Linked DNA regions of Homo sapiens: all the other regions are linked to region 3. A link is a loop called in an ENCODE intact Hi-C map of the cell type or tissue named here. Cell type or tissue: dorsolateral prefrontal cortex. All regions are shown on one strand. Region 1 overlaps OTOG (otogelin). Region 2 overlaps MYOD1 (myogenic differentiation 1). Region 3 overlaps KCNJ11 (potassium inwardly rectifying channel subfamily J member 11). Region 4 overlaps SERGEF (secretion regulating guanine nucleotide exchange factor). Region 5 has its middle 3.1 kb from the start of KCNC1. Region 6 overlaps USH1C (USH1 protein network component harmonin). Region 7 overlaps USH1C (USH1 protein network component harmonin).

What was found. A loop is a pair of places that touch in the nucleus more often than their neighbours do. Peaks named below come from ENCODE experiments on the same cell type or tissue, not always from the same donor. Only the 100,000 strongest peaks of a DNase experiment are listed, where the experiment ranks them.
Region 1: it touches region 3 in a loop (3-fold over the local background); 4 of 110 quality-filtered maps call a loop at or near these places.
Region 2: a loop joins it to region 3, with 3 times the contacts of the local background. A loop is called at or near these places in 9 of 110 quality-filtered maps.
Region 4: it touches region 3 in a loop (5-fold over the local background); 8 of 110 quality-filtered maps call a loop at or near these places.
Region 5: it touches region 3 in a loop (2.6-fold over the local background); 8 of 110 quality-filtered maps call a loop at or near these places.
Region 6: a loop joins it to region 3, with 6 times the contacts of the local background. A loop is called at or near these places in 109 of 110 quality-filtered maps.
Region 7: it touches region 3 in a loop (9-fold over the local background); 37 of 110 quality-filtered maps call a loop at or near these places.

Annotation. Positions count from the first base shown.
Region 1 is chr11:17,597,592-17,601,591 of GRCh38, reverse strand. OTOG (otogelin) reads right to left here. Exons shown (of 56, transcript NM_001292063.2): 31 at 1,895-1,921. Among named protein-coding and RNA genes, the nearest start is that of OTOG, 52 kb to the right of the region's middle. In dorsolateral prefrontal cortex, CTCF peaks have their summits at 2,262 and 2,465 (motif pointing left); DNase peaks (open chromatin) are centred at 2,451 and 3,541.
Region 2 is chr11:17,720,707-17,724,706 of GRCh38, reverse strand. MYOD1 (myogenic differentiation 1) reads right to left here. Exons shown (of 3, transcript NM_002478.5): 2 at 3,727-3,805; 3 at 2,571-3,452. The coding sequence ends at 3,199. Among named protein-coding and RNA genes, the nearest start is that of MYOD1, 3.1 kb to the right of the region's middle. RefSeq lists enhancers at 3,164-3,675, 3,676-4,000. In dorsolateral prefrontal cortex, a CTCF peak has its summit at 2,479; no DNase peak of the experiment used is centred here; H3K4me3 peaks cover 1,466 bases; H3K27me3 peaks cover 3,154 bases.
Region 3 is chr11:17,382,351-17,386,350 of GRCh38, reverse strand. KCNJ11 (potassium inwardly rectifying channel subfamily J member 11) reads left to right here. Exons shown (of 1, transcript NM_000525.4): 1 at 1-1,103. Among named protein-coding and RNA genes, the nearest start is that of KCNJ11, 4.3 kb to the left of the region's middle. In dorsolateral prefrontal cortex, CTCF peaks have their summits at 2,041 and 2,243 (motif pointing left); a DNase peak (open chromatin) is centred at 2,250; H3K4me3 peaks cover 1,825 bases; H3K27ac peaks cover 2,006 bases.
Region 4 is chr11:17,977,778-17,981,777 of GRCh38, reverse strand. All of the region lies in intron 8 of SERGEF (secretion regulating guanine nucleotide exchange factor), which reads left to right. Among named protein-coding and RNA genes, the nearest start is that of SERGEF, 33 kb to the left of the region's middle. In dorsolateral prefrontal cortex, CTCF peaks have their summits at 1,632, 1,831 (motif pointing right) and 2,897 (motif pointing right); a DNase peak (open chromatin) is centred at 2,907; H3K27ac peaks cover 313 bases.
Region 5 is chr11:17,729,703-17,733,702 of GRCh38, reverse strand. No RefSeq gene overlaps it. Among named protein-coding and RNA genes, the nearest start is that of KCNC1, 3.1 kb to the left of the region's middle. In dorsolateral prefrontal cortex, CTCF peaks have their summits at 2,285 and 2,491 (motif pointing left); DNase peaks (open chromatin) are centred at 2,452 and 2,942.
Region 6 is chr11:17,502,742-17,506,741 of GRCh38, reverse strand. It overlaps USH1C (USH1 protein network component harmonin), which reads left to right. Exons shown (of 27, transcript NM_153676.4): 19 at 793-912; 20 at 2,045-2,095. Among named protein-coding and RNA genes, the nearest start is that of ABCC8, 28 kb to the right of the region's middle. In dorsolateral prefrontal cortex, CTCF peaks have their summits at 1,776 and 1,988 (motif pointing right); a DNase peak (open chromatin) is centred at 1,961.
Region 7 is chr11:17,526,556-17,530,555 of GRCh38, reverse strand. USH1C (USH1 protein network component harmonin) reads left to right here. Exons shown (of 27, transcript NM_153676.4): 5 at 3,225-3,333; 6 at 3,516-3,540; 7 at 3,746-3,803. Among named protein-coding and RNA genes, the nearest start is that of USH1C, 16 kb to the left of the region's middle. RefSeq lists a silencer at 1,009-1,212. In dorsolateral prefrontal cortex, CTCF peaks have their summits at 2,034 and 2,234 (motif pointing right); DNase peaks (open chromatin) are centred at 625 and 2,255; H3K4me3 peaks cover 318 bases; H3K27ac peaks cover 1,797 bases.

The sequences.
Region 1 (4,000 bases), 220 kb before region 3:
GTGGGACGCACCAGTGGCTCTCCATGGCCCTCAGGACAGAATCTAAAGAGCCCAGCTTGAATTCAGAAGCCCTTCAGCCCTCAGCCCCTGCCCACCTCCCCCACTCCCCCCACGCCCTGGCTCCTGCCATGCTGAACTTCTCTTGCTCTTCCTGGAAGGAGCAGTGGTGTTATTTCCCAGCTCACATCTCATCACACCGTTCCACCCACTCAGAGTAGTCCTCCCCGTTTTGTGCCTGACAAACGCCTACTCAACCTCTGGGGCCCAGCTCAAATGTCACCTCCTTGTGAAGCTCTCCCTGCACCCTCTCCTGCCACATGCAAATGTTGTCCCTCCTCCTCTGTGCCCCACCAGCTCTTGGAGCATGGCACACACCAGTTACAGCTCTTCGGATGAGGATCTGGATGGGAGGCCCACATCTGTCACCCCCACTAGATGGGAGACAAGCAGTGCTGGCTGTGCTGGCAAATGGCTAACAATGAGATCTCAAACAAAAAAAAGTGGTTTGTAGGGCTTCTGGATTTCCATGGCGTAAACACTCCCACCAGGGGTCAACTGGAAACTACCAACTGAATGTGGAGTTAGAAACACAATAGGTGCTAGAGAGGCGGCGTGAGCCTGCTCCACACACCGCTGTGGCAGGACTCAGGGACCACTGACTTCCCAACACCTGGCGGGCCCGGACCAGAGCAAATGCTAGTAGAACGGAGCAAGGATGGGTGAGTGGGTGGGTGGGTAGGTGGAAGATGCTAGAAACAGCTTGTCCTTTGCCAGTTACTGCCACCCAAAATGCCATGGAAGAGAGAAAACGAAACAGCTCCATCTTGCTGAAATGCCTTGCCTGATGTCAGACAGATCCTGTCTGCCCCAGGGACCACAGTTCCCCCATTGCAGGCTCATTCCTTTACCAATTGAAGGTCTGGGGCTGTCAAGAGCCCCTGGGGACTAGCATTTTGGCAGAACTGCAGTCCTGCGGATGCTCATGCTACACCCTGGTCCGGCCGTCATCTCGCAGGCCCCCAGATGGTATCCTGTCTCCAGTCTCTCCTTTCCACTTCACCCACCACAGTCAAGCCAAAATCTGATAATGCAGGCAACTGAGGACAAAAAGTCTGGGCCTCTGCCCACATAGGCCTGCTCCTGGCAGCACAGTCCCTGGAGGAGGGTCGGGGATTGGAAGTCAAAGGCGAACAGCACTGAGGACCAGATGAGCATCTCACTCTACCAAGGTCTGACCCTGGCCCAACTGGATGAAGTTCGGTGCTAAAAACTACTCCTGGGCAGCCCTTCTCTACCCCACCCACCCAATCCCAGTGATTAAATTGATGAATTGGCTCTAAACTGGACATTAACCTCCCCTGGGTCTTTGGTTATGACCTGTGTTTTCACCCTCGTTAATCTAAATGTCAGAGCATCTCCCGGAACCCTGCAACCTTGGCTGAGTTTGAAGATGAATGTGGCAGGCCACATGTTTTGTTCCACCCATAGTCAGAAAGGGCAGTTTGTGTCTGCTTTTGCCAAAAGCTAATCTTCGGGGAACCCAAGGTGATGTTCTGTGGGCCTGATGAGCTAGATTATGAAGGCGGAGGAGCTGGCACATAAGTGAGAATGGGGTTTTTCCTTCCTGGTGGGGCTGCCCTGCCGAGCACAGTCCCCGGGAGCTGGCCTGCCTGGGCCCCGGACAGGGGCTGCAGGAACTGCTGAGGATAGAGGTGCAGGACACCCCTGGGCCCTTCACTGTCAGGGCTCTCTCTGCATGATGGGGGCCCTCCCATTCCGGGTCACGGCTCTTCCAGGGCCAGCAGCGCCTCGGGATGGCTGATGCTGTGTGGCGTCAGGACAGGGCTGGCAGTGCCTGAGCCCCTGAGACTCTGCGTGGGGAGGAGGGGCTTACCTTTGTTAAAGAAGTCACAGTCATACGCTGAAAGAGAGAGAACAGGAACTTCCTGAGAGCCAGCCCAGAGCCTGGAACAGACAGACAGAGCCAAGGCTCCCAGCATCCCAGCCTCCCTTCTTCCCCAAGTGCTGGGCCTGGCCTGCCTCCCACATGTCAAGATTTGGGAATGGTCATGGATGCAGATGTCTTAAGTGGAGGAAAGAGAATGGCTCCTCTCTGGGCCGACAGCACGAGGCTCAAAGACTGGCACACAGTAGGCACCTCAGCGATGTGTCAAGTAAATGAACAAACGAATGAATGTTGAAAAGAAGCAGGTGTATTTTGTGTGGCGCCAAAGAGCAGGATTAGAACCAAGGAGTGGGAGTTTTAATCAGAAATGTTGCGGAAGGCCCCCAGAGGAATGCAAGCACAAGATGGAGGCTGGTCTTCCAAGAGCCTTCGGTGGGAAGGGGACCGGGAGCCCCCAGCATCCCCGGCTTCTTCAAGCCCCTTGCACTGCAGAGGCGCTTCCACCAGCCGAGCTGTGAGAAGCTCCCGCAAGCGTGAGCTCAGCTTGCCCTCTAGTGGTCATCCCCAGCACCACACCCTGTTCCCCTAGCCCCTCAGCTGCAGATTCTCAGTCCACTGAGGTGTGCCTGGGACCTTGCAGGAGACCCCTAAAGCCAGCAGCAAAGCCATGAGGAGCCAGGCGGATAGACCTGGGATAAAGCTTAGGAGCAGCATGCTTCACACATAGGCACGGTCTGAAGAGAGCCACCGACTCACTGCACACCCCAGACCACAAGGTCAATGCATCTGGGGTCACCCTCCAGAAAGAACACTAGGAGTCAGGAGACAGGCCCGCCATGTGGCTAGGGGCACGTGCCTGCCTCTCCCTCCATCTGCAGACTCAGAAGGCTGAACCAGAAAATTAGAAAATCTCCAAGTTTCTGGTTTCCAGGGTATACCCAGTCAAGGGGTGGTAGCCGAGAAGAGTCATTAAAAAGCCAGCTCTCTAGAGTCAGACCTGAGTTCAAATCCCACCTCCCTCACTCATCAGCTGTGCATACTGGACCAAATTACTTAACGTCAGTGAAATTTAGTGCCCTCCTCTAAGGTGGGACCGCTACGTACATCTGCCCCATAGACCTGCCAGGGCCTGGACCAGGGTAAGGCAAAGTGCTCATCTTGGATGTGAAATTTAAGGGGCTACCAAAAATCTCAGTAATCAAGATAAATACTATCTTAATGCAATATTTTTAAAACATCAAAATTAATGCAAAAATATCCATGATAAATAAAATATTACAATTTAAAAATAAAGACAAGATCATTAACAGTCTCCCACTGAGCCAGAGTAGAGACTGAGACAAAAGGAAACATTAATACTATTGATCCTTTGATAGTTTGTTCATCACAGTATTTTTACAGCAATTTTTATTTTACAGAAATATTATATTGAAACATTATTTCTCTTGATTACTGCATTTTTGGTGCCCCCTGAAACTTTGTACCCCAGGTAAGCACCTCAATCACCTCCCCCTAGTCTTGCATATTAAATGAAGTAATGCACATAGGCACAAGGCCTGGCACACAGTGGACCCTCAGCAAGTGTCCTTCTGCTCCACCTTCTTCCTTTGGCGTCTTGCCTGCAGGCCTCAGGGCTCTGGACATGTCAGTACCGGGTGTCCATGAAAAAATGACAACAACCCCCACATTAGCACAGGGCACTGTGCCAAGTGCTGTACATGCAATGCCTTGTTTAAACCTCACAGTACCCTACAAGGTAGAAGCAGTTATCTTCACCCTTCTATTACAGACGAAGAGACTCAGAGTGTGAGGAATATGTCCCAGGCCAACTCAGTGGAGCTTGGGGCCAAACTCAGTCAGTCTGACCCCAGAGCGCAAGGCTGTGTAATGGCCATCGCACCCCAAGGTGAGGTGCTTGCACGAGGAAAATCCTTTGGTGCGTGGGAATAAATAAAAAATAATCAATGAAGAATTTAGCCTTCTTTATATTTTCTTTCATCTTTTAAATATTAATTTTTAAATTTGTTTACATATTTTACTTGAGGAGTATATCTATGGATGCATATCTATGTACGCATATGTATGTGCACAAAA
Region 2 (4,000 bases), 340 kb before region 3:
TCACGAAGTATTCTACACTAGATGTGTCACCATACCTGCTTCTCCTCCTGAGGTCCCTATCTGTGTAATGGCACCACCACTTACTCAGAAGCAAATCACGGCCTCAAGTCAGAAGCAAACCAGAGCCTGGAGTCATCCAAGGCTCCTCCCTTCTCTACACTTTCTAGGGCCTACACGCACAAGGCACTGTGAAGTTATGCAGGTTGTCACTACAGAAGTGCACCCAGCTGAGGAGGTGAGTGGGGGCTGAAGTCCAGCCTGCTCTCTGCCTGCCTAGTCATGATCCCTGGTGCAGGGCAATGCCCCAGGAGAGAAGGGGTACTTTTTTCTAATTACACACAGACCCCCTCTAGGATACTGGGACCCTCTTCATGTATAGAATTGCTTCCCTTGGTGCAGAACTTCTGCCTCCTCTGTCGACCTGCTTGCCTTCTCACTCCGCATTACCACCTCTGCTTACACCTGTTGCCTTTCCTTACGGTGTTTCTCATCGTTTATAACATTGTATTTATTCACTTGGTTCTTCATCTCACGGTTACTTCCCCAGTGGATTTTAAGCTGTAGGAAGGTGGAGACTGTGCCTTCAATGTTCTCTGCTGTACCCTCAACACTGACACATTATTTGGCCCAAGCCAATTCAGGATATGTCATACCTCCTCTAAGCAACCCCAGTGGCTTCCTGAAAGATCTCCCTGTCTCAAGTCTTGTTCTCTCCTACCTATTCTGCTAGCCCAAACTGGCCTTTCTAAAATACAGAATTATTTGTATCCTTCCCCTGTTTAAATTCCTGTGTGGCTCCCTACTGCCCTCGAGATAAAGTCCAGATGAGGTCCATTGTGGTCCTGCCTCTGCCATTCCATCTTCCTCTGGCCCCTCCCCATGGGCACCTGCAGTTCCACAAAGGCAGTTTTCTTTCTCTCACCCCTGGATCTTTGCACCTGCTGTTTCCTCAGCTTGTAGCCCCTTTCTTTGGCCCCTCTTTCCTGACCAACTCCTTCAAGATTCTCATTAAAGTTTACCTGTTTGTCTATATCTCCCCCAGAATAGTTAGGGAACCTTCCCCTTTGCTTCTATGGCGTTCCCCTGCTACATGCACCTCCAGTACAGTACTTAATTCAACAGGATGTAACCAGCTGCTAAAAGGTTCCATCCTAGTCAAATGTTTGTGTGCTTCCCAAGGGCGGGAACTGCATCCAACAGTCTCTGTTTTCACCCAGCATAAGACCTGGCATCTGTGGAATCAATGAATTCATGAATGGACCCCAGGGGGTCTCAAGGGTATAAAGAATCCCAAGGGACATGTGGGGAAGTGGCCAGAAGACAAGTGGAGGATCATTCGTAACACAACAGCTCTGGGCAGCTTCCTAGGCACCCTGTGTTGGGGAGAGCAGAGAATGGATCCTCAGACAGGTAATGAGGATATTCGGATATTCCTTCTGGCATCACATCTTGCCTGCATTCCTGAGGGCCCCCTACTTGGCAAACAAAACCCTTGAAAGTGGGCCTGTAGGGTTTTCAGGAACAACATATATGGGGTGGGATGTAGGAGGTCCTGAGGTCCTCATGGCACGCGTGTGTTGGGGGTGGGGAGGTGGTAAGTGAGTGGGGAAGAACCCTTGCCAGACCATCCCTCAGGGGCCTTGGACCCAGGGGAGGGCACAGGTACCTGTGTGTGTGTGTGTGCGTGTGTGTGTGTGTGCATTGTGAGTACATTGTCTACTCTTGTTTCTTAAGACAGAGCTCAAATGACAACTCTTCCGGGAAGCCCTCCCCAACACTCAGGCTAAATAAATGCCCCCTCCTCTGCTCTCAGAGAGTTTATAGCCTGATGAAGAGTACCTATGCCATCTGTGATGATGCTGGCCCACATGCCGCTCTGCTCACAGGATCCGGGCTCCTGTTGTCTTATGGAATCTGATAGTGTCGGGATGCTCTAGGTGCTGGGTAGAGGTGTCTGTGCCTGTCTGGCCTTCTATGCTATCTCTTTGCAGTTACACCTATTACTAATGGGCTGTAAGTGCCAGAGAGCTTACAGCACATGTCTACACTCATTTAGATCTTCCTCGGAATGCTGTGGGCACCCTATCACATCCTCTATACCCAACGAGGCCCCCAAGTGATGCCTGGGCCACAACCTTCCCGTGGTTCTTCTGGTTATCACACCTGGGTTCACTCACTTTATATGGAGGGGATGATTCTCAGCCTTGAATGAACTTCAGAATCACTTGGGGAGCTTTTGAAAAAAAATACCAATACCTGGCCCTGGGTATATGGGGCAGAAACATTAAATCAGAATATCTAGGGGGCGAGCTCAGACATGGGTTTAAAAAATACTCATATCAACCTGTGTACCCTTCCATAAGAGCCACGGACGTGTGTAGTAATGTAGTCAAGGTCAGAGGAACTTCCTCACGTACTGGAGAAATTTGCACCCCTCCTTCCTTCCCCAGGCAGCAGGCTTCCTCCTTGCAATCCGCCTGCCGCCTACAGGCGTCGCTGAGGGACAGCTGGCCCAGTTTGCGGATTTTCCTCCGGATCCCACACCCATGTCCAGGGAAAGCCGGAGCCACGGCGGTATAAATTAGCGCCTTTATTTTGATCACCTGAGCGAGCGCCCGCGGCTCGCCCGCCTGCGGTATAAACGTACAAATTCCCTGTAGCACCACACACCATGCCTCAGAGATAAATACAGCCCCAGGGGCTCCTGCTCTGGCAAAGCAACTCTTATTTACAGGAATAGATTACAAAAGTATTACAAAAAGTGGTCCTGAACCGGGAAACGGGTTGGGGGTGGGTTACGGTTACACCTGCTACATTTGGGACCGGAGTGCACTGGGTCTCACGCCCCCCCAAATAACCGGTGCATCCCGGGGCAGGGCTTAGGTCTGCGAGGGTCTCACCCCCATGGGGGAGGGCGCGAGAAAGCTGAACCTAGCCCCTCAAGGTTCAGCTCTGGCCCACCGAGGAACACGGAGCGGCCATCGCAATGGGTCTCCGAGAAGGGTGCTGCGTGGAAAAAACCGCGCTGTGTCCTTGCCCTGTGGGGCGGGGGCGGAAACTTCAGTTCTCCCGCCTCTCCTACCTCAAGAGAGGTCGCTTTTAAAGCGCTGTTGGGAGGGGGGCATTTAAGTTCAATCTTTTGGGCGCGAGGGACCCTAGGGGCACCATCCCTCGGGCGGGTGGGCGGCCACCATCCCCTCAGAGCACCTGGTATATCGGGTTGGGGTTCGCACCCGCAGGGCACTGCGGGGCGGCGTCCGGTGACTGGGTGGGGTCGCCGCTGCTCTCTCCCTCGCTGGGGGCGGCAGCCTCTTGCCTGCGCGGAGGCGACTCAGAAGGCACGTCCGCCAGCAGGAGGGCGGGCGCCGCAGGGCTCTCGGTGGAGATGCGCTCCACGATGCTGGACAGGCAGTCTAGGCTCGACACCGCCGCACTCTTCCCGGGCCTGGGTTCTGCGCGGGGAGGGCTCGGTTAGTAAGCAGGGGTGGGGCCGCGACAAGCCTCCCACCCCCGGGCCCAGTACTTTGAGACAGATTGGAAACTGAGGACTTTAGTTAGAGTCCGGGACAATCCAAAAGACAGGGAGCTACTTGCTTAGTATTTCATCTCCTGCACCACTTCCCAGGACATAGGCGTGTGTGAGTGGGGGTGGGAGCGTCCTAGATAGAGGCCAGGACAGCTCCATGAAGGAGGAGGAGCGAGCAGGGAGAGGCCCGGAATACCCACCGCTGGGCGCCTCGTTGTAGTAGGCGCCTTCGTAGCAGTTCCGCCGCCGGGCGCCGCTCGGGGGGCCGCTGTAGTCCATCTGCAAACAGCAAGGGCGACTGAGTCAGGCCCGCGGGACGGCTCGAGGCCCGAACACCAATTCCTGTAGCCGCCCCCTCCCTAACTCTAGCCTAAGGCTCTAGTTCCGGGCCCAGACCTGTCCTGGTTGGGGGGGTAATTACGGGTGGGTAGGAGATGAGGTCTGCAACATGCAGGGCCAAACCAAGGGCGGACA
Region 3 (4,000 bases):
GCCAGTTTCAGGTCTGGAAGGGGAGGAAGCAGGGGAAGGTGACCTGAGGAGGCTCGGCTTTGTAGAGCCCCGCTCAGGCACAGGGAGGAGGAGATGCCAGGGCTCCTGCCTTTTGCCACATCGGCCTCGTGCAGTGAGGGCTCTGTGGGCTGGGGCTGCTGCCCCTGCCTACCTCCTGCCTGTCCCCAGAGGCTGAGGAGAGGGGGTACTGTGCCCACCACACATGATTAGGCCTCAGACCCAACTCTGGTCCTGGCTCCACAACAGTGGCTGCCACTCACTTTGTCCAGAAGGTGGCTTGGGGGTGGATATCTTTGGGTTGCTGGAAAAGGTGTGGGAAGGTTCAGGATGGTGGGAGGGACTGAGGTCCCTGAGGTGAAGAGGCCCTTGGTCCTGACGGGTTTGACCCGTGCCTGGACCCTTGGAGCAGTGTTGTGTGAACTTGCCTAGAACTCTGCCTTCTCCGTTGTCAATAAAGCCTCCCCCTCATGACCTAAACTCTGGGCTTTTCTTGCTGGGGAGGCAGCAAGCATGCTGGTGGGAAGGGAGGCAGGGACTGGCAGCTGCCACCCCCTTCAAGAGGCGCCATAGACCCTAGCGGGGAGGGCAGGGGAGGGACGGAAGGCTGGCACCTCTTCCACCAGTTCAGGGGGACTTTCCCCTCTCCTGTCTCAGGTGGCCCAGCCCTGTCAGCCTGTCTGGCCAACTCAGCCTTTGGGCACTCACCAGGCTTTGCAGCCCTGGGCTCTGTCTCTACTCCCAGGGACCTGCTGGAAGGCTGGAGTGCCCAGGGAGAGGTATAGAGGTGTCATAGGCATTAGTGTAGTAATTGGAGCACTAACTCTCGAGCCAACTGCCTGGGTTCGAATCCTGGCTCTAGCTGTATGACTTTTGTCAAGTAACTTAGCCTCTCTGTGTCTCAGTTGCCTCTTCTATAACATGGATGCTAATAGTACCTACCTCATAGAATTGTTTTGGAAGTAAATGAAAAATATGTAAAATGCTGAAGTGCCTGGTCTACAGTAAGTGCTCAATAAATGTTAACTATTGTGATTGCTGCTGAATCAGCTACATGCTGAGGAAACGGCCAAACAAGTGTTAAAGAGAGACGGTGCTTTTATTTTGCCCTTGGTCATGTTTCTTTGCCAGGTCTTTCTTTCCACACGGTGTCCCCTCCTAGCTGAGACCACGATTTTAGGGGCTGTGGCAATGCCTGTGACCTGGTCCCCTTGTCTCCATCTCACCCACTGTAGTCCATCTGCCACACAGCCTCCAGGGTGGTCTTAGAAGGGTGGGTCACCCCCCACCCTCATCATGAAATACCTTCGGTAGTTCCCCATCACCTCTGGGTCAAGGCTAGCTTCTTAGCAGCCATTTCAGGCTGTGACTGCCTCTCCGGCCTTATGGCCCACTGTTTTCTTGCCAGGAGTCTGCACTTGCCCACCCACTTCCCTAGGTACCTCGCTGTCCTATCCCTCCTGACACATAATGTTGAGCTTCCTACCTCCCAGACCTTGCTTATGTTACTCCCTTGGCCTGGACTGCCCAGGCCTCATCTCTGTCTGTTGAAATCCATAAAAATCCAGGCTGAGTGATGCCTCCTCGAAACCTTCCCTGATTTCTCTGGAAAAGGAAGGTCCCTTCCCTCTGCTGTGCTGTGGGCATTCTCCTTTTGCCTACGTTTAGGGGTCTGTCTCCCCATCCACAAGTCCATGGCTTCCTGAGGTCAGGGACTGTGACTCAGCACTGTGGCTGGCTTACATGGAGTAGGTGCTACATGAATGAACAAATGAATGAATGAATAACGGATGGATGGCGTACAGGACAAAAAGCCAGGGTTATTGCTACAGTGTGAGGCCTGCAGACAGGGCATCAGTGAGGGTCTGTCTCAGGCGGCTCCAGAGGCAGGGCCAAGGGGCCAGGAAGTTGCCGCTGCTGGTCTGAGCTCTAAGCTGCCCTCTCCCAGCACCCATGCAGTCCCCAGCGCTGATTCCCTTCCTTGCAGAGCTGACCCATTTCTGGTTTTGAGGGTGAAGGGGTGAAAGCTACTCAGAGTCAGCCCAGGATCCTAGGAGGCTGGCTCTTGCGACTCAGCTTGGCTGCCATTAAGGCCAAGGAGAAAGGCCAGACTCACTAAGGACCTGCTGGCAGTACCATCCTTGGAGCCCAAACCAGAGTAACCTTCCTCCACCCCTCAGGGACCTTAAGCTGCTGGTGAGTGTGAAGCCCACAGAACTGAGGGCTTAGCGCCACCTGCTGGCCACAGAGAAGACTTACTTCGGCAGAGAAAAATCAGGACCACTGGTCCTAGGTTTTCCACCAACTCTGAGGGAGACCCCCAGCCTTAAGGCATAACCCAGGGAGGGGCTGGAAAGCTCCAGGCATAGAGAGGCAGTTCGACCAAGCCTCCCTCCTCCGCGAAGGTGTTCTTGCCCACTGATGGTGCTACCTCCATCTGGGGGCACCCTTTCTCTATGGCACTGGCCTCAACTGGACAAAGAAGTTCACCTGAGCACTACTCAGCCCAGCAGGAACTTCTGTGATAATTTTGTTTGTGATATTCTGCCTCCAGGATTGCATCCCTTAGTCATCATGTGACAGCAGAGGAAGCAGTCTGGCCCATCCACACGCTATGTGCAGAGCTGTCTCAACTCCAGGGCCCCTGAAAAGGAGAAGGGAAGTACCATGTATCACTGTGGCCCAGCAGGACTATGAGAGAAGCACTGTTCTTCTTTGAGTTTGTAGATGAGGACACAGGGTCAGAAAGGGTGGTGTCTTAGACCATTCAGGCTTCTATAACAAAATACCATAGACTGGGTGGCTTATAAACAATAGACATTTATTACTCACAGTCTGGAGGCTAGGAAGTCCAAGATCAAGGTGCCAGTGGATTCAGTGTCTGCTGAAGGGCCTGTCTTTCCCCTGTAATCTTACATGGTGGAAGGTGTGAGGGAGCTCTCTGGGGCCTTGTTACATAAGGGTACTAATCCCATTCATGAGGATTCCACCCTCATCACCTCCCAAAGGCCCCGCTTCCAAATACCATCACCTTGGGCATCAGGATTTAACATGTGCATTTTAGGGGGACACAGACATTTAGCCTATAGCAGGAAGTAATTTGCTAAGATCTCACAGCTAGTAGGAGGCAGGTCCAAGATTTCAGCCAAAGTCTGTCTAATGCCACAGCCCTGCTCTTCCCTCCCCCTCTTTCCCCTAGCACACAGTCCCAGTGACCTAAGCTCCAGCTTTTAGTAGGGCTGCACCTTGTTCTAAGTGTCACATTCACCACAGGGAGAAAGTTGTCTCCAAACCAAGGGAAAGAGGGAAGGTGGAACTCAGCAAGCCCCTGGGCCTCCCTGAGATCCCAGATTGGAAACTGGCAGCAGGCTTGGCTGTTTTGTGACAGCCTAGATTATGTCCAGAACACCTATGGAGTCAGAACAACCTCACTGGCACTTTTTCTGGCCCACGTGCATGATGAGCCCTCCATCTTCTTCCTTCTTACAGGAAGACTGGGCTCTTTGCTTTACAGGCTCTTCTTCCAGCCAGTCAGGTGTCAATGCAGCCTGATTGGGCACATCTGCCACCCATCTGTCCCCAACTCATATCAATGGTGTGAGACATGTCCTGGGCCTCAGTCCTGAGCTTCAGAGGGAAGGCAAGCCAGGCCACCCTCTTCCTGTGTGCTAGTCTAGAAAAACTAGCCCACTCGCACACTAGAACCTGCCCAGGCCTAACGCCTGTGGATTTGGCATCTCCAGCCAATGTCACCATGAGACCCACCCGAGCCCCACTAATGTGCACCTCTGGCCCTTCTGCTGGAGAGGACTCATGCAGCTTCTCCAGGGCCCACTTTCTCTCCACGGGCAGGAGGCTCTGTCCTTCACCTGAGCTCCTCCCCCACATCTTTTTCTAGGGAGAACTTTCCCAGGGAGCTTGCATTCACAGCAGGAGAGCTGCCCTGACACTCCACAAGTCTCTGGGCTCCCCAGGGCCTCTG
Region 4 (4,000 bases), 600 kb before region 3:
TTCTTACCTGAAGAGTGCAGCCATAGATTTCTTTAAGGATATGTGTGTGGAGTAGAAACTGGGAAATGGTTCCTGAGAAGCGAGGGTCAGGAGGCCATTCTGGGATTCACAGAAGCAGCTACATGAGAATACAACAGCAATCATAACTCTCACGGACCACCTTTATTACTATAAAGTACTTTCACATCCATGTTCTCATATGAAGTTGGCAAGATGAGTATTATTATCCTTACTTCACACAAGAGTCCCTAATTCGTTAATGGCATTGCCCTGTTTCACACAGAAGGGCAGAGCTAAAACTTGAATCCCATCTTTTGTCCCCAAGCCTGCTATTCTAATTCCAGATCTTGTGTTTCTCAGAGAGCTCTAACTCATCAGCTAAACTTCTTTTACCCTTCAAAGAAACATCTTTCCCCAGCTTTTGACAGTGATACTACATTTCGGCAAGCAATTGGAAGGAAATTCATAGGTATCTTTAGTCCTTTAGCAGATATTTGTGAAATGCTTATCTATATGCATATAGTACTATGCTACAGAATACAGGGGAATATAAAATCCAGAACCACCTTTAGGAAGCTTGTGGTTGGATGAGCAACTAAATATTTAGTAGAAGAATAAAAAGATTGTGGCCAAGGGCCGAAGGAGTGACCCAGACACTGCAGGCTCTAGGATTTCAGGGGAAGGAGAGGTCAGTGTGGGTGAAGTTGGTCAGGGAAGGGTGTGAAATTGTGGTTGGGCTTTGGGAAGGTCACATTTTAATAGATGGAGAGTTTGACTTGCTTCTCTTGCTTTCTCTTTGTCCTCTGGCAAGACACTAAACTCTCTGGTCCCTTTCTTCCATCTGGCCAATACGTTTACATAATAATCTTTAAGGGTCATTCCAGCTCTGAAATTCTATCCTATAAAAAATAAAACTGGCCTAAAGAAATAGTCATGGATGTATTCAAAGATTAAGTATAATGCCATTTACTGCAGCCTAATTTATAATGACAAAAACAAAGGTATGGAAACAAATAAAATTGAAGAGAGATTGGTTAAACAAATTGTGGCAGAGCCATATGTTGGAATATTATATTGTCATTAAATAGAATGTTTTAGAAGGATATTTAATGACAGGAATACGCTCGTGGTATAGTAAGTGAAAAGAATGATTAACCATACTGTAACTTCTAATTTGTTGAAAGAAAAAAAGAATGTTTCTGTAGAAAAGACTAGAAGGAAATGGGCCAGGTGGGATTATGAGTGAATTTGTTTTCTATGATGAATTTTGAATATTTTCAATTTGATTATAGCTCCTATAAATACTATTTTAAAGTTAATAAGATCACTTACCCCTCAGTGCAAGAGACTGGCTCCTTTGCCATCTATTCCCATGTATATATGTCCTTGACAAGTCACTTGCACGGGCCTCAATTCGGAGGTTGCATGGAAGAGAGGCAAGATACTTTAGCAGGAGGCAGGAGAGTGGCCATCTATTTTTGGCTCGGTCATGAGTCAGCTTTGTGACTTTGGGTAAGTCCCTCCTGAATATCCCTGAGCCTCAGTTTCTTCATCTGAAGAGGGGAGTTGGAGGTCACAAAAGGTCCTTTAAGTTGCAAAATATATTTGTTCCTAAAGATGGATAATTTCTCCACTATTGTGGAACTGGCTAAGAGGCCTCTTTGGCTTCTTGAGCCTGGCCTCTTTCTTTTCTCTCCCGCTCCCCTGCACTTGGGCTCTGCTGGCTGCAGGCTGATTTCTTTCATTCAGAGTTCAGGGTGAATTGGAGTAGAAGTTGAGTGACAGGGTCTCTGCGCAGGTAGGGTGTAATGACAGCACTGAACCACTAGAGGGAAGCATTGTTTGATTACTTTCCCCTTTCCCATTTTTTAGCGGCTGTGTCTGCAGGTGAAGATCAGTCTTGATTTGCCTGGGGGTTTCAAATTCTAGCATTTTAGAATTAAAAGGACTTCGAAGATCATCCAGTAAAACCCTAGTATGCTGCAGATGTGCGATGATAGAGGCCTGGAAAAGCAAGCGACCTAGTTAAAGTCACACAATGTGCTTTTTCAGGGTCTACACTGTAAAGGAAGGCTGCAGACAGAGCCAAGGGTATGATCAGTTGAGTCCACAAAGAATAGACAGGTCCCATGTTGTGCAGAAACCTAAAGGATCTACTTGTATACTTGCATTCACTGAGCGCCTCTGGCCAGGTGTTAAGAGGCCTGGAGATAGAGAAGAAAAGATATAACCCTGCCCGGAGGAGCTGCTGTCTGGCAGGGGGAAGCTCACACAAACACACAATGCTACCCCAGGTGTCTTCCCCACTATTTGGTGGTCTGCCTAGTCTAGGATCCAGGCTGTGGTGGTGGCTTGGAGCCTGGTTTATGGAAGACCCTGCAGGTGTTCTTATGAATGATCACCTCCAAGATTAGGGAGATACATTGGATACCCCAAGTTTGTATTTCCAGTTAATTTCTGCAAGCAGTGCTCAGCCTGTTCACGTGCCATGCCTTACTATTTCTTGAGGTTTGCGAGGAATCCTGGCAGTTTTTTCCCCACCTTCAAACAGCTTTGTTCCTTGGCTCTAGGCTGACTTTATTTTTGGTTTGCAGGTACCCACCAGCCCTAAGCATTGTGGCAAAGTGAAACCGTGTACTGGCCTGGGAACCAGGCAGCTCTGTGATCTTATGCAGGTTACCTTCTGTCTTTGAGAAGGGAGGTCATGTTCTCAGCTGCAGCTGTGTCATCTCTGCTAGAGAGATGAAGCGTTATCATTATATTTGGATTTTGTGTTTGGCTGTGAATACCCATTGATCTGTGGTCTAGAGAAGTGTAGCATGTGTGCACCTGAAGCAGAAGCAGGAGTCACCCTCTGAAGTGGGTGTATTCGACAAGGGGCTGGGCCTGCAGGGCCACCAGATGGCAGCAGTAGGCAGCCAGCTAGCCTTGGGATGAGGCTGGTAGAGTCATCATTCGGAATTAGTAAGGTCAGAGCTGAAAGGGCCCCTGGAGGTCACCCAGGCCTTCCCTGTTTTTGTATGGATGGGAGAACCTAGGCCCAGAAAGGGAAAGGGTCTTGCATAAGGACACACCCTGAGTTAATAGCTGATAGTCCTTGCTCTTAACAGGAACTGATATGGATCTGACCTCTAGCTGGCTGCCCCATGGAGATCCAGGGGACAAGGGCCAGTGAGCCAGCTGTGGGAGAGGACCTGGCAGTGGCAGTTAACTGTCTGCCTTTTTCCTGATTTCTTCAAGGGCCTGGTCTTAATGATTTTTCACCTTCTCACTCACAGCAAAAGCAATGTGCACATCTTTTCTGCTCGCCTCTGCCCTGTCCAGTTCTCCTCCTCAGTTCTCTGGACCAAGGCTTCCCATCACACTGTGCAATGGATAGAATTAGGGGTCATCTCTTAAGTCCTATACCCCACAGATGGGCAGGCCCAGGGCCTTGCCAGAGACATGCTGAAGACATGAGTTAGCACAATTGGTTGAATAAGAACATTTTTTTTTTTTTAATTTCCAAGGGGATCAGGTTAGGGCAGGGAGCCAGTGTTTGCCAAGTACTTACTATGTACTAGGTGCTCTGCCAGGTACTGCTCTACAGCCTGAGGGTAATACTGCTGTAGCCCCTTAAGGTAGGGTTCATTTCCCTTCATTCTAGGTGAGGATTGAGGCTCAGAGAGGCTAAGTGGCTTGTATAAAGTACCATAGCTAGTTAGAAAGCAAAGCAGACACTTGAATCCTGCTGTGTTTGATATCAAAGCTTATTTTATTTCATCATGCCACTTCCTCTCAAGGTGACCTTATGGGAAATGTAGCAATTGACTATCTTATTCCATTCAGGCTGCTATACCAAGTGATATAGACTGGGTGGCTTATAAACAATAGAAACCTATGTCTTACAGTTCTGGAGGCTGGGAAGTCCTAATCAAAATACCAGAAGATTTGGTGTCTGGTGATGACCTGCCTCCTGGTTCATAGACTCTCACCTTTTTGCTGTGCCTCACATGGCAGA
Region 5 (4,000 bases), 350 kb before region 3:
CCAGGTGGGCCTAGGCAGGACTGGGGAGGTCAGGCCCGTCTCCAGGGGTGGCTGGGGTGGGAAAGAGGCTTATTGATCCCAGCTCAACCCAATCGAACACAGGATGCCTGGGCAAAGGGCGATTTAATTAAGAAGATATGAGGCTTTTATTACTGCTGGCACTTTCTAACTGTGCAGACAGCTGTCCCTCTACCCTGACCCACAGATGCCGTTGTGAGCCTGGGGACAAAGCTGTGCCACAGACATCGCTCTCCTTACTTGGCCAGGGGAATCCCAATCTAGCCACAGGAAAATCTGTGTGTGGTGGGTAAAAGGCTTGAAGGGGTGGAGAGGGGCAGGGCAAGGATTGACAGATGGGAATAGGACAAGGGGAGAGACAGAGAGGCTAAATTAAGTCAGAAATGGGCAGAGTTGGGCAGAGACAAAGAGAGGGTTGGATTTTGGGGCCTGCATGGCACCTCCTCCCTCCAGATATTGATCTGTGTGATTCCTCTAAATAGGAGCTGTTTCCCCTTCAATCTCAGAGTAATGCAGGGATGAGAGTGATTTTGAGTGTCCCTTTCACCCTGACCAGTGTGAGTCCCCATCTCCTAACCACAAGGAAGCCTGGCCTGGTGTGGCCCGGCCTGGTGTGGCCCATCCTGGCCCATATTCAGATCCCCGGGACATGGGTTCTCAGGAAATTCTGTCCCAACATTGGTAGAAGATGAAATAGAAATGGAGAATCCAGAAGGAAGAGAAAAAGGTGGACACAGAGGCAGACACATACACACACACACACACACACACACACACACACACACACACACACACACAGCTGGGAGAAATCAAGATGGGGAGAGACAAGAAAGCAGCCTCTCCAAACCTTCCTTTCTTTCTACCCAGATGTCCAGCCCCTCTTCTCACCCAAGAATCTTCTGGGATTCTACTAGCCATAGGGTTCCAGGACTTCACCTCTCTCTTCACCTGCAGAACCACACGGGATCAGAGTATGGCTCCTGATCTTCTCCATAGCTCATCTGATCTCCATAAAAGGACCATCAGCTCCTCCAGGGCTTCTTGTTTGCTTCCCTCCAGAGTGCCCAGAATACAGTAGATCCTCACTAAGGTCCAGATGATTTGAGAAAGGCTAGGAGAGAGGCTGGGATCCTAGAACCCAAGTGGCAGAGACTGTGGGAGTCTGGAACACCTAATGGAGACCAAGTCAGGAGGAGGGACTTACCCAGGGTTTTTTAGGGAATCAGTGCAGGGCCCCATCACTACGCCATGGCGAGTCCTAATAGGGGGCTGCAGTGTGACCCAGGCAGTTGGGGAGGGGGCACAGAGAGACAGAGAGAAACAAGGGGCTCCTGGTAGGCAGAAGGTTGGGTGATTAGGGGCTCTGGACGATGTGTTAGAAAGAGGGAGGTAGGCCAGGGTTGGAGGCAGAAGGAATGTGAAAGGGTATTCATTGCACCCTAAAGCCCATTACACCCTAAAATCCCCCAAGAGGTAAGCAGAGAAAACTCAGACACAGGAGCCTCCCCAGCAGGAGAGGGTAGCTGTTCCCAATGTGCCCCACACTGTTCCACTTTAGGATTCTCACTTTGATCCCTGATGACACACCCCCAGCCCAGGCCCCAAAGAATGGCCTCCCTTGTGGATCCTGAACAGGACATCAAACTTTCTTCTCTCACTTCCCCTTCACACTGCGAGAATGCTAGCATTTGCAAACAGCCTAGGAAAACCAAGAGGGCAACACAGAAGAAATCAACAAAAACCAAAAACCAGAAAACAGAGAAACAGAGGGTTTTGGGGGGAAATAGGAGGAAGAATGACTAACCATTCCCTAGCTTCTCACTCGCAAACACTAACGACAGACCCCCAGCTAGACTGAAAACCTCACTCCTTTTCCACTTTGGAGCAGCACCTCCTATTCGCAGCCATTTGCCCCTCCCTTGCAGAAGAAAGCTTGTGGTCTGGTGCCAGAGGGTCTTTGGTAGCTGGGGCTGGTGGGGGTGGGAGCAGTTGTGGTGTGGTATGTTCAGTGGCTAAGAGCACAGACTTTAAAACCAGACTGCCTGGATTCAAATCCCAGCTCCAGTACTGACTAGCTGTGACCTTGGGCAAGTTACTCAACTTCTCTGTGCCTCGTTTTTTGCTTTTACTGTTGTATTGAAATAATAATAATAACTCCTGTATCCTTAACATCTAAGTTCTAGAATTTCTCTTGTTTAGGCCCAAGGAGGGATTGCTGGGCTTCAGTAAGCTTCATGTAGGAAAGGCTAGAATATAAGCTGGTGTTGGGAGTGGACTAAAAAAAAGGTGAAGGGAGTTCTGAAGCCAAGTTTGGCCTATGTTTTCCCACCTGGCACTTGCAGGCCTTAGATCTGGTCCTGCTAAGCTCTGGAACTGGCCCAAGTCCAGCCCCTAGGCTTTTGTCCAGGTTGGCACATCCTCCATGCTGCTCTCCCAGGCCCAGAGCCTCAGCCCTCCTGGTGGGCTGGGGTGCCATCTTGTGGCCATGGCTGGGAACTAACCTAAGCTGGGTATTGACCGAGAAGGCTTTGAGGATAGTAACCCTGCTCTGATGGTAAGCCGTGGGGGTGGCAGACATCCCCTCCCTAGACCATACCGCCTGCCTCCAATGGTCAGGGAAGATTGAATCCAGAGATGCCGTAGTGGGAAATTGGCGACCTTGGCCACAGATCTGTAGGTTGAGCAGTGACCCTGGTAACCTGGGCTGAGCTGCAGCGAGGTATACAGCTAGCTGTTCCTTCTTGGAAACTCTGGGGCAGGGGCACCAACATGGCTTAGGCCATGGGAAGTCCAGAAAGGGGCCAAGGTGAAGAATACTCTTGGAAGGTGTCTAGACCAGGGTTTCTCAACTTCTGCACTGTTGACATCTTGGCTCAGATGTAATCCTTTGCCAGGGTTGGGGCCGGGTGCTGTACTGTGCATTGCAGGATATTTAGCAGGCCTCTGTCCACTAGGTGTCGGTAGAAGCCTCTTCCCTAGCAGTGATCACCAAAAAGGTCTACAGACACTGCCAAATGTACCCTGGGAGGTAAAATTTCTTCCGGTTGAGAGAACCACTGATGTAGACAGACTTGGTTACAAATCCCATTTTTGCTATTCACTAGCTGCGTCAACTAGTCCCATTCCCTCTCTAGGCTTCTATTTCCTCATTATCCATAAAGGGACCAATGTCTGGTAAGGATTAAATGACATGGTACCTCATTTCCTCTTCTTCCCTTTTCTCCCTTCCCTCGGGCTCCCTAGCCCACTTCTCATCCCTCTGTGACCAGCCCTTACACCCCCTCCCCCTCATGGACTCCTACCATCCTTCAGCAATGTCCCTTAGGGTGTCAGTGTGGCCCTGGGGACAGAGCATTAGCCCTCCCTGGGCCTGGATGCCTCTCCCTGCAGGCTGTGGGAGGGAGGTGCGGAAGTGTGAGATGAGATGATGGCTGTGGTGAACATGGTCAGGTGTGCATATATGTAAGGAGGCTGGGTGGGTACAGGCCCTCCTGCAAGCATGTTCACAGCAGGACTGTGCAGAGGACACTGAGTTCTCCTCCCAGAAGCAGCTGGAGACTCGTGGCTACCCTAAAGGTCTTCCCTCTGCGGCTCCTCTGATAGGGAGAGCCTGGCAAGTTCTCTTGTATGTACACCTGTGGATGTGTCAGCCTGCAGGTGAGCATGGTCAGTATGCAGAGGTGGGTCCAGGGTGTGTAGGGCCTGAAGCCTGGAAGTTTTGGGGGTCACTCTTTTAAAAAAAGAAAGCAAAAAAGAATACAAAGTTGGATACAAAAGTGAATATTTATTTAGACTTAGAAAAGGACTCAAGACCAAATATAAATTTTAAGAAGCTGACATATACTACAAATATTTAAAAATACAGAAAAAAGCTTCATATTTTTATTAACTGCACGGCACACCTATATAATGATTTAAAATAAGTTACATTTATTTGGAAGCATTCAGTATGCCAACAAAAACAGATGCAACTTTTTTTGCA
Region 6 (4,000 bases), 120 kb before region 3:
TCCAGAAGGCAGTGACGCCCAACTTAAGACCTAGGAGGCAAAGCGGAAGAAGGAAGAGCACGTGCAAAGGCCTCAAGGCAAGAAAGCCTGGCATTTTTTGAGGCTAAAGCTAGGCAGTGTGAGGAGCGTGGCGAGGAGTGAGAGATAAGGCTGAAAAGGAAGCTAGAGAAGCTCATGAAAGGCCTTGGGAGTCAAGCCAATGAGCTCAGTAGTCAATGCGGACACTGGGGAGGGTTTGGGGGCAGGGCTGTGAACTGATTTGATACATCTTGCCCAAAAAGATCAAGTGGGTTAGAGCCAAGCAGACAGGTTGCGTCAGCTCCCCTGGATGCCTCTCTTACTGGTCTTCACCCCATGGCCCCTAGAGACTATGTGCCTACCAACTAGGAACAGCAGATGCTTCACACTGTGGTCCAGGGACTGGAACTGTGGCCAAAGAGACAGCCCTTAAAGACAAGGGACACTGGATAGCACCCATGGCCACTGAGAGAAGGGTCTGAAAGTGTGTCTCCTGGGTGACACTGGCTGCTGGCACCCCCAAGCCAGGCTCTAGCTCAAGCGTCCAATTTCTTAGAGCCGCTCAGTAGTTTCTGTGATCTCAGCCCACACTGTGGCCAATGGGCTTCTCATCTCTCTGCTGAGGATCACAACCCCAGGACCTCGAGCAGTTGAATGACCAGGCTGGCTTCACATATGCATGGGTGTAGATTTGCATGTGTGTAGAAGTAGCATGGCTGGCCTTGGCCACCCCACCATGACCTCACCTGGGTCCCTGTTAAACTAACTCCTTAGACATTTTGCCCAAGCCCACAGCCTCCACGAGGCCCTGGCGTGTCCACCATCTCCAAACCTGTCATGGTCCACCAGGAGCCCAATTTCATCTACAGGCCAGCTGTGAAATCTGAAGTTCTGGTAAGCCCCTTGGGTCCCCTCCAGGTTGTCTCTAGAGGAGCAGACCAGGGCTACCTCCCCTGGGCTCTGCTGTCTCTGGAGGGCAAGTGAGGTGGGACAAAAATGCAGATCACAGATGCCATCTCTTAACCTTCTTATTGGCCAAGAGATGAGGCCACATGGGTGTAAGTGGATGTTGACATGACCAGTGGAATTTCTGTTCCCCACTTGACTGAACAGCCTGGAGCTCTGTCTAAAAGTAATAATGATCGCTACGACCTGTGAAGAGCCTACTATATACCAGGCTCTGCATGGCCTCAATTAATCTTCACAGCAGGACTGTGAGATGGTTCCTGTGGTCATCCTGTTTAACACTCGAGGAAAGGGAGGTTTAGAGAGGTTACCAGAGGGGCACCAGGTTCCCCAGGCAGAGCCTGGACTTAATACTTACCCTCATGCCTTTCATACTCCAAAGCCCACGCTGTTACCCTCGTTGCCATCTTGCCAAAACCTACAGAGATTCCAGGTGCCCTGGCCCCTGCCCTAAGGCCTGTTGTGGCCTGGCATGAAACACCCTCAGATGGGAAACTGGCCAGAGCAGGTTCACTCCCTTTCTCCAACTTACTTCTCACCTCTCACTGTGACTGGAAGTCTGAGGTGTGGTCCTGGGGAAGTGAGAAATGTCCGCCAGTCTCAGTTACTGACGGCTAAGGGAGCTGGGATTCGTGTGCACCTCCCAGAGGTGCCGACCACTGGCTGGCCTCCCATGCACAGTGAGAAGACAGTCATGTCAGAATTTTAACTTCCCTTTCAAGGAAACTCTATCCAAATGTCAGGGCAGGACAGCTGAGATATTTATTTTGGGCCTTAACTGTCCCGTCAGCTCCCCAGAGAGCAAAGTTTTTGCTCCTGGGACAGCCTGCGGATGCATCCATGTCATGTTCTCTGGCTAATATCAAGGGGTGGTGTCTGCTTGACAACAACTGGGTAGCATCTTTGGGCATTGAGCAGGCCTTTAACGTAAGCCAGACTGCTCGGGGAGGGACATTGGCACGGCAGCCCCAGACTGGCAGGCCCGAAGCCTGGCACCAGGGGGCAGCCAAGACCTATTGGTAACATCCAATGTGGAACTTTTTTTTTTTTCCTCTGGCAGCCACAGGAGATGTTGAAGAGGATGGTGGTTTATCAGACAGCATTCAGACAAGTAAACTGATACCCATTGTGTGTCTGGAGGTCTCCCCACCACCCCCGTCCCTCCCACTCTGTGCCACTTCTTTCTCTCTGGGAGTACCTGGTCAGGTCCATGGTGGCCCCATCTGCCACCAAGCCTCAGGCCAGAGCTGTGTCCTCCATTGCCTGCGCAGGGGTGGGGGAGGATATCATATCAGATGGGGACCCAGGGCTTATTAGACCCCATGCATGAGCTGAGAAACAGCAGTATCCCTGGGAACTCACCTCTTCTGCTGCTGTTTGTCCAGAGAGGAGCAGGGCAGAAGGAACCCTCAGAGGCCCACAGAGGCCAAGATGGGCCCTCGCTCCAGCCCTAGGAGAGAGGGAAGGGGCTGCTTAGGTGTCTCCCTGTACCTTCCCCTCTTCTTCTCCGGGCAGATCACAGCTTCACCAACCCTGCCTGACACTGAACCAGCGTCAGGGAGGAGGTGGTGGCTGAGGTCCTCCCTGTGCCTAGGGCACTCCTGTGCACAGGGACGTGGAAGTCCTTGCTGGTCCTCTGAGTGGCATCAGGCAGGCAGCCACCTACCTCCCTGCCTCCTGGGGTACCTCCATGGAGCCAACCATTGGATTGGCTGTTTCATCACCAATGAAAGAAACCCCAGGACAGAGAGAGATCTTGCAGCCAGCCCAGGCTTCTCCAGCCTCCTCACTGATAACCCACCAACAGACCACAAGCTGATTTGACTACAGGCAGGGAGCAGAGGGGCAGTATCAACTGTGCAGTGAGACATAGGTGTTGGCAAAAGAGGCTGCTCCCAGCCCAAGGATTTGTCAATTTAATCTTTCCAGCAACCCTGGGTGGTAAGTGCTATTATCATACCCATTTTATCTATGAGAAACTGAGGCAGAGAGATTTGAAAATGTGCCCACGATGGCACAGCTAATGTCAATCCCTGGATTTGAATCCAGGAGGTCGGTCTCTGCAGCCTGTGCTCTTAAACACTGCACCATCCTGCCTTAAAGCACTGTCGTCACACAAGAGGCCTTCCAGGACCTGGCGGTTTAGGGCACAAACAGCCCTCACAGGGAGAGAAGCAGGGAAGTGCAGAGTCTAGGCTCCAGAGGTGGAGTCAAACCCTTGCTCCCCTGCCCACTGACTGGGTGACCTTGGGCGTGAATATCACCTCTCTGGGCCTCAGTTTCTTCCTCTGTTGAATGAGGGGTTGGGCTGCCTCTTTAAGGGCCAACCAGCTGCAGTGGCTTATGAGTCTCTGATCTAAATTCACACAAAACACAAGTACCTGCCATCTGGCCCATCCCTGAGAGCTGGTTCTCAGGATCATGGAGCAAGGAGGCCAGAGCCAGCACTGCCCAGCCTTCCAGGAGAAACAGCCGGAGTAGGCAGGGCCCTCAAAGTCAAAGAGCATCGACTCCACATCCTGCCCAATGATCCTTCTTGCCTGTGCATTCACTGCACCCCCTCCTCTGTCTGCTGCCCACACACTGACCTGGATGTAGCTCCCAAGCTGAGCCGAGCTCATGGCCTCTTGGGGTTGAGCCTGGGTGATTGAGGCAAGTGAGGAGGGATGCCAGGCAGATGCTTGGGGATCTGTCTGCTGATATTTGGTGCTCATCTTGTGCCCGGAACCTAGTTGGTGCATTCTGAGGATAGGGGAATCTGTAGCCTCCCCACCACACAGACCATGGGCCCCATGGGTCACTTGGTGTGGTCTAGGGACCTGCATGCTGTGGGTGGCTCCACTCAGTCTGGCGAGGCCTGCCACGGGGCTCTCCTCTGCTCCCACCTTCCATGGGGACCAGCCGTGGCTCTGCTGCCCTTGTGCTTAGCATCCTGGCCCCTCAGCCTGGGGATGCCCCTGGCTCCCACTCACTGTGTGTGACTCCCGAGGAAGGCCACATAGTTCAGGGACTACCT
Region 7 (4,000 bases), 140 kb before region 3:
CCTGGTAAGTGAACAGAGAGAGGGAGATTTAAGAAACGCCTGGAATGTGCCAGGTCACATGCTCACAAGCAGTCCTTGCTATATGCATTGAACGGATCGTGCCCATTTTACAGAATTAATAGAGGCTCAGAGGCCAGTAAGTGGCAGAGCCAGGATTAGAAACTAACTGGGTCTCCTGACTGCCAAGCCCAGAAATCTCTCTTCAGCAACGCAGGTGCCTCTCCTTTGGGGTCCCCACACCTCAGGGCCTGAGCAGAGATGGGCAGACCTCCAGGTCTCACTCCTACCTGAGCCCAGGGCTGTGTTTTTGTGTGTTGAGATAAAGGAGGCCCTCCCACCATCACCAAGAGCTTCCAGCGGGTTTGTTATCAACATCCCAATCCAGGCTGCCAAGCTTGGGGCTTTCAAGGGGCTCGAAGGCTAATGGTACAAGACACTGTGGCGTAAGGGGTGGAAACAGGGAGCTGACAGACACCGCTTTGTTCTAAATCCCTGTCTCACGGCTCCCTGGTGGTGTCTGAAATTTCAGCCCCTTCATTATTTCTTTCCTCTGCAGCACATTTTCCAGCTCAGAAATGCAGCCAGAGAAAACACATAATGAGCGCCTCTCTTGGCGTCAGCTGAGGCCGCCTTTTTTCCAGGGCGAGCTCTCTTAGGACAAGCAGTTCTCAATGCTGCCTCGATGACTGGGGGCGTTGGGGTATTTTAATGAGACCTACAGTTTTACCTTCCTGGCTGTTTCTCAGGCTTATGAATTATCGGCCCTTTCTCTAGCTGACGGGTTCATCTCTCCTTTGTGCCGCTGTCCCTCAGATCGTTATATCATCGTGGCCCTTGCACAAAGGGCCCTTTGCAGGGCTCCACACAGGGCGAGACGGGGAGGAAAGTTGATCCTGCAACCTGAGCCAGGGGCTGTGTGGGAATCATTCCGACTGGGGTTCTGGGCAAATTCCCTTTAGGAATAAGACAGGGAACTTTACTCAGAGGAGCTTCGGGAAAAATGGCTGCATCCATTGACCTGTCTGGGGTTCATGCTTCTGGGGAGATCTCATGCCTGAGGGCAACTGGAAGAAGATGCTGGAAGGCAGGGGATGAGCAGGTTCAGATACAGCCCGGCTGGGCTAAAGACCTGTGCTGATTTGACCTGTGAGGCTGGGTCCCCAGTGGTGGGCTTGGACCCTCCCACAGGACCTAGTCCTGGGGGTCCACCCCTCTGCCCTTGTCCCCTGCTGGAGATACTTGGTTTTTGTTTTTTTTTCCCCAAGAATATCCTAACTTAACCTACATCCTCTGCCTTGCACAGGGCAGCCTGTGACATACAACTTGCTGTATATTCCAGACCTAGAAAATTATTCTGTGTGCTTTGGTTTTCCCTGTCATAACATGGACAGCTGCCTTTGTGTGGGACTTGAGGGCTCTGACAGGTGGCAAGGATCCAGAGAGGGCAGGATGCAGGGAATTGCAGCTAGGCTTGGCCGGATGCCCTTCTTTTCTACTTCCAGACACCCAAGAGACACCACTTGTCGATCAGGGAGACCTGACTTCAAATCCCACGACACTGTTTACTATTGGGGTAACCTTGAGCAAGTCACTTTACCTCTCTGAGCCTCAGTTTTCTCATCCGATTAACAGAGATACAAATTCCTGCTCTGCAGGGTTGTTGTGAAAAATAGGTGGAAGGAGTTAGTCTGGCCGCTGTCCTTGAATTACATGTTCCCAGAAACCTAGAGAGTTCTTTAGTGGGCCCCCACCCCAGTGCCATTTTGAGCCCTTGGCCACTCCTGTCAGGTCCCTGAGAAGACTGGGGTCTGTGTCCCGGAGTGGGAGGGAAGCGTTCCTTGGAATAGTGAGAAGGTGACTCTGTGGGAATGCTGTAGAGGGCAGGAGTTGCCCTAGAGGACCCCTCGGAGGCTGCATGTCCACCCAGCCCCTACCTACCTAGACCCACAGGGAGTCCAGCTTGCATCCCTCACGTGTGCCAGCACGTCTCCAAAGGGTGAGCACGTGTGTTTCGAGTTAAGCCCCCAGCTGACCTGCACTGGCCTCAGACCGGAACCTCTCCAGGAGCCAGTCTCTGTTTTGCAGCTACTGGCTGTGTGACCTTGGACAAAACCTCACTTCCTTGGGCTTCAGCTTCAGCTGTTATCTGAGAGTTCCTCCTGCCCTGTGGTTATTAAATGAGGAGCTCCAGAATTGATCCCCAGGGCCGGGGTGCCTGGAGGAGCCGGCAGTATCCAGCAGGGGGCAATCTCACCACGGCTCTGTATCCAGGGCTGGCTGCCCAGGGCCCATCTCAACAATCCACTGTGGCCTAAGCCCTGAGAAGAGAGATCTGAGCTGAGTATTCAGGGATCAGGACTAACTCATGATAACAATAGCAATCATGTATTGAGTGCTTACTGTGTGGCAGGCACTAGCTGTCTTTACATGCACAAGTTCACTTAATTCTCACAGCAACCTTGGTATTCCCCATTTTACAGACGAGGAAAACAGGTTCAGACAGTTCAAGAGACTTGCTCAAGGTCATATAGCTAATAATAATAAAAGAAGGGATTTGAACCCAGCACATCTGATGCCAAAGCCCTGTGCTCGTTCACTGTTCTTTGCTTGCTCCCAAAATAGGAATTCAGAGGTCAGGGCCACAGCAGAGTTAAAATGTTCATCAAGTTTCCATATGATGGGAAAAAAAAATCATATGTGTGTGTGTGTTGGTGATGTGAGCTTGGGTCAGGAGTCACAGAAGGTCCCCACCCCGACTCAGTTACAGTGTTGTAGCAATTAACAGAGATAGGGAGCCAACTTCCTAGGGGTGGGTTGGGACAAAGTCCCGGTAAGAATAGCTTAAAGCTGAGTGAAATGTCACCCTTTGCATAGAATCCAGAATCTGATGGTGCCCCAGTGGAGTGAAAGGGGCACTAGAGTGAGGGTGCAGAGAGTTCTGAGATCTTCTCCCAGCTCTGCTGCACACCCGCTGTGCCCCTCACCCCTGTCTTGGTTTCTCCATCTGTAAAATGGGGCGACAAGACTGCTTGGACATGCCACCTGAACCTGGGATCCCCCGGGCTGATGGAGGGTGGGTTGGTTGAGATCAAGGCTTATTCCAGGGGGTGGCACAGCCACCCTTCCCTTTTCCGGAGAGCAGTCCGGGAGCATCTGGTGGTGAGTCTGCCCCACTGCCTGATGCTCCCTCCACCTGGTGCTCCCTGCCTCTCTCTGTGGTCAAGGTAGGGGACGAGATCGTCCGGATCAATGGATATTCCATCTCCTCCTGTACCCATGAGGAGGTCATCAACCTCATTCGAACCAAGAAAACTGTGTCCATCAAAGTGAGACGTGAGTGAGGCCAGAGCAGGGCAGTACTCCATGACGGTGGGAGGGAGGGAGGGCGGGGGAGCAGGGCAGTACTCCATGACGGTGGGAGGGAGGGAGGGCGGGGGAGCAGGTCAGTACTCCATGACGGTGGGAGGGAGGGAGGGCGGGGGAGCTGTCCTAACCCCTGTGCCTTTCTCCCGCAGACATCGGCCTGATCCCCGTGAAAAGGTGAGAGGCCCCTCCTCTGCAGGCCAACTCTTCCCTGTGGGCCCAGGATCCTGGTACAGCCCTGGGGTCCGGCTCCCACCATGCCAGCCCTGCTTCTGGGCCAGTGGAGGCTGGAGGCTCTAGACATGGTGGATCTGGATGTGGGGCCTGGTTCCTCAAACGTCTCTCGCTAACCACCCTCCCATCTATTTTCCCTTCCCATCAGCTCTCCTGATGAGCCCCTCACTTGGCAGTATGTGGATCAGTTTGTGTCGGAATCTGGGGTAAGGGCCAGACCTCCTGTGATGGGGTTTGGGTGGGGTCATCTTCAAGGAGGGGTGGCCGGTCCTGAAGGGAGGGCTTGCTCTAGAGATGCACCCTCAGGGGCTTCACACAGGCTCCCAGGGCAGCCAGCACACCGCTGTGGGGCAGCAGCCCTCGGCCAGGCCCAGCTGGTGCAGACACATCCCCAGGGACGGAA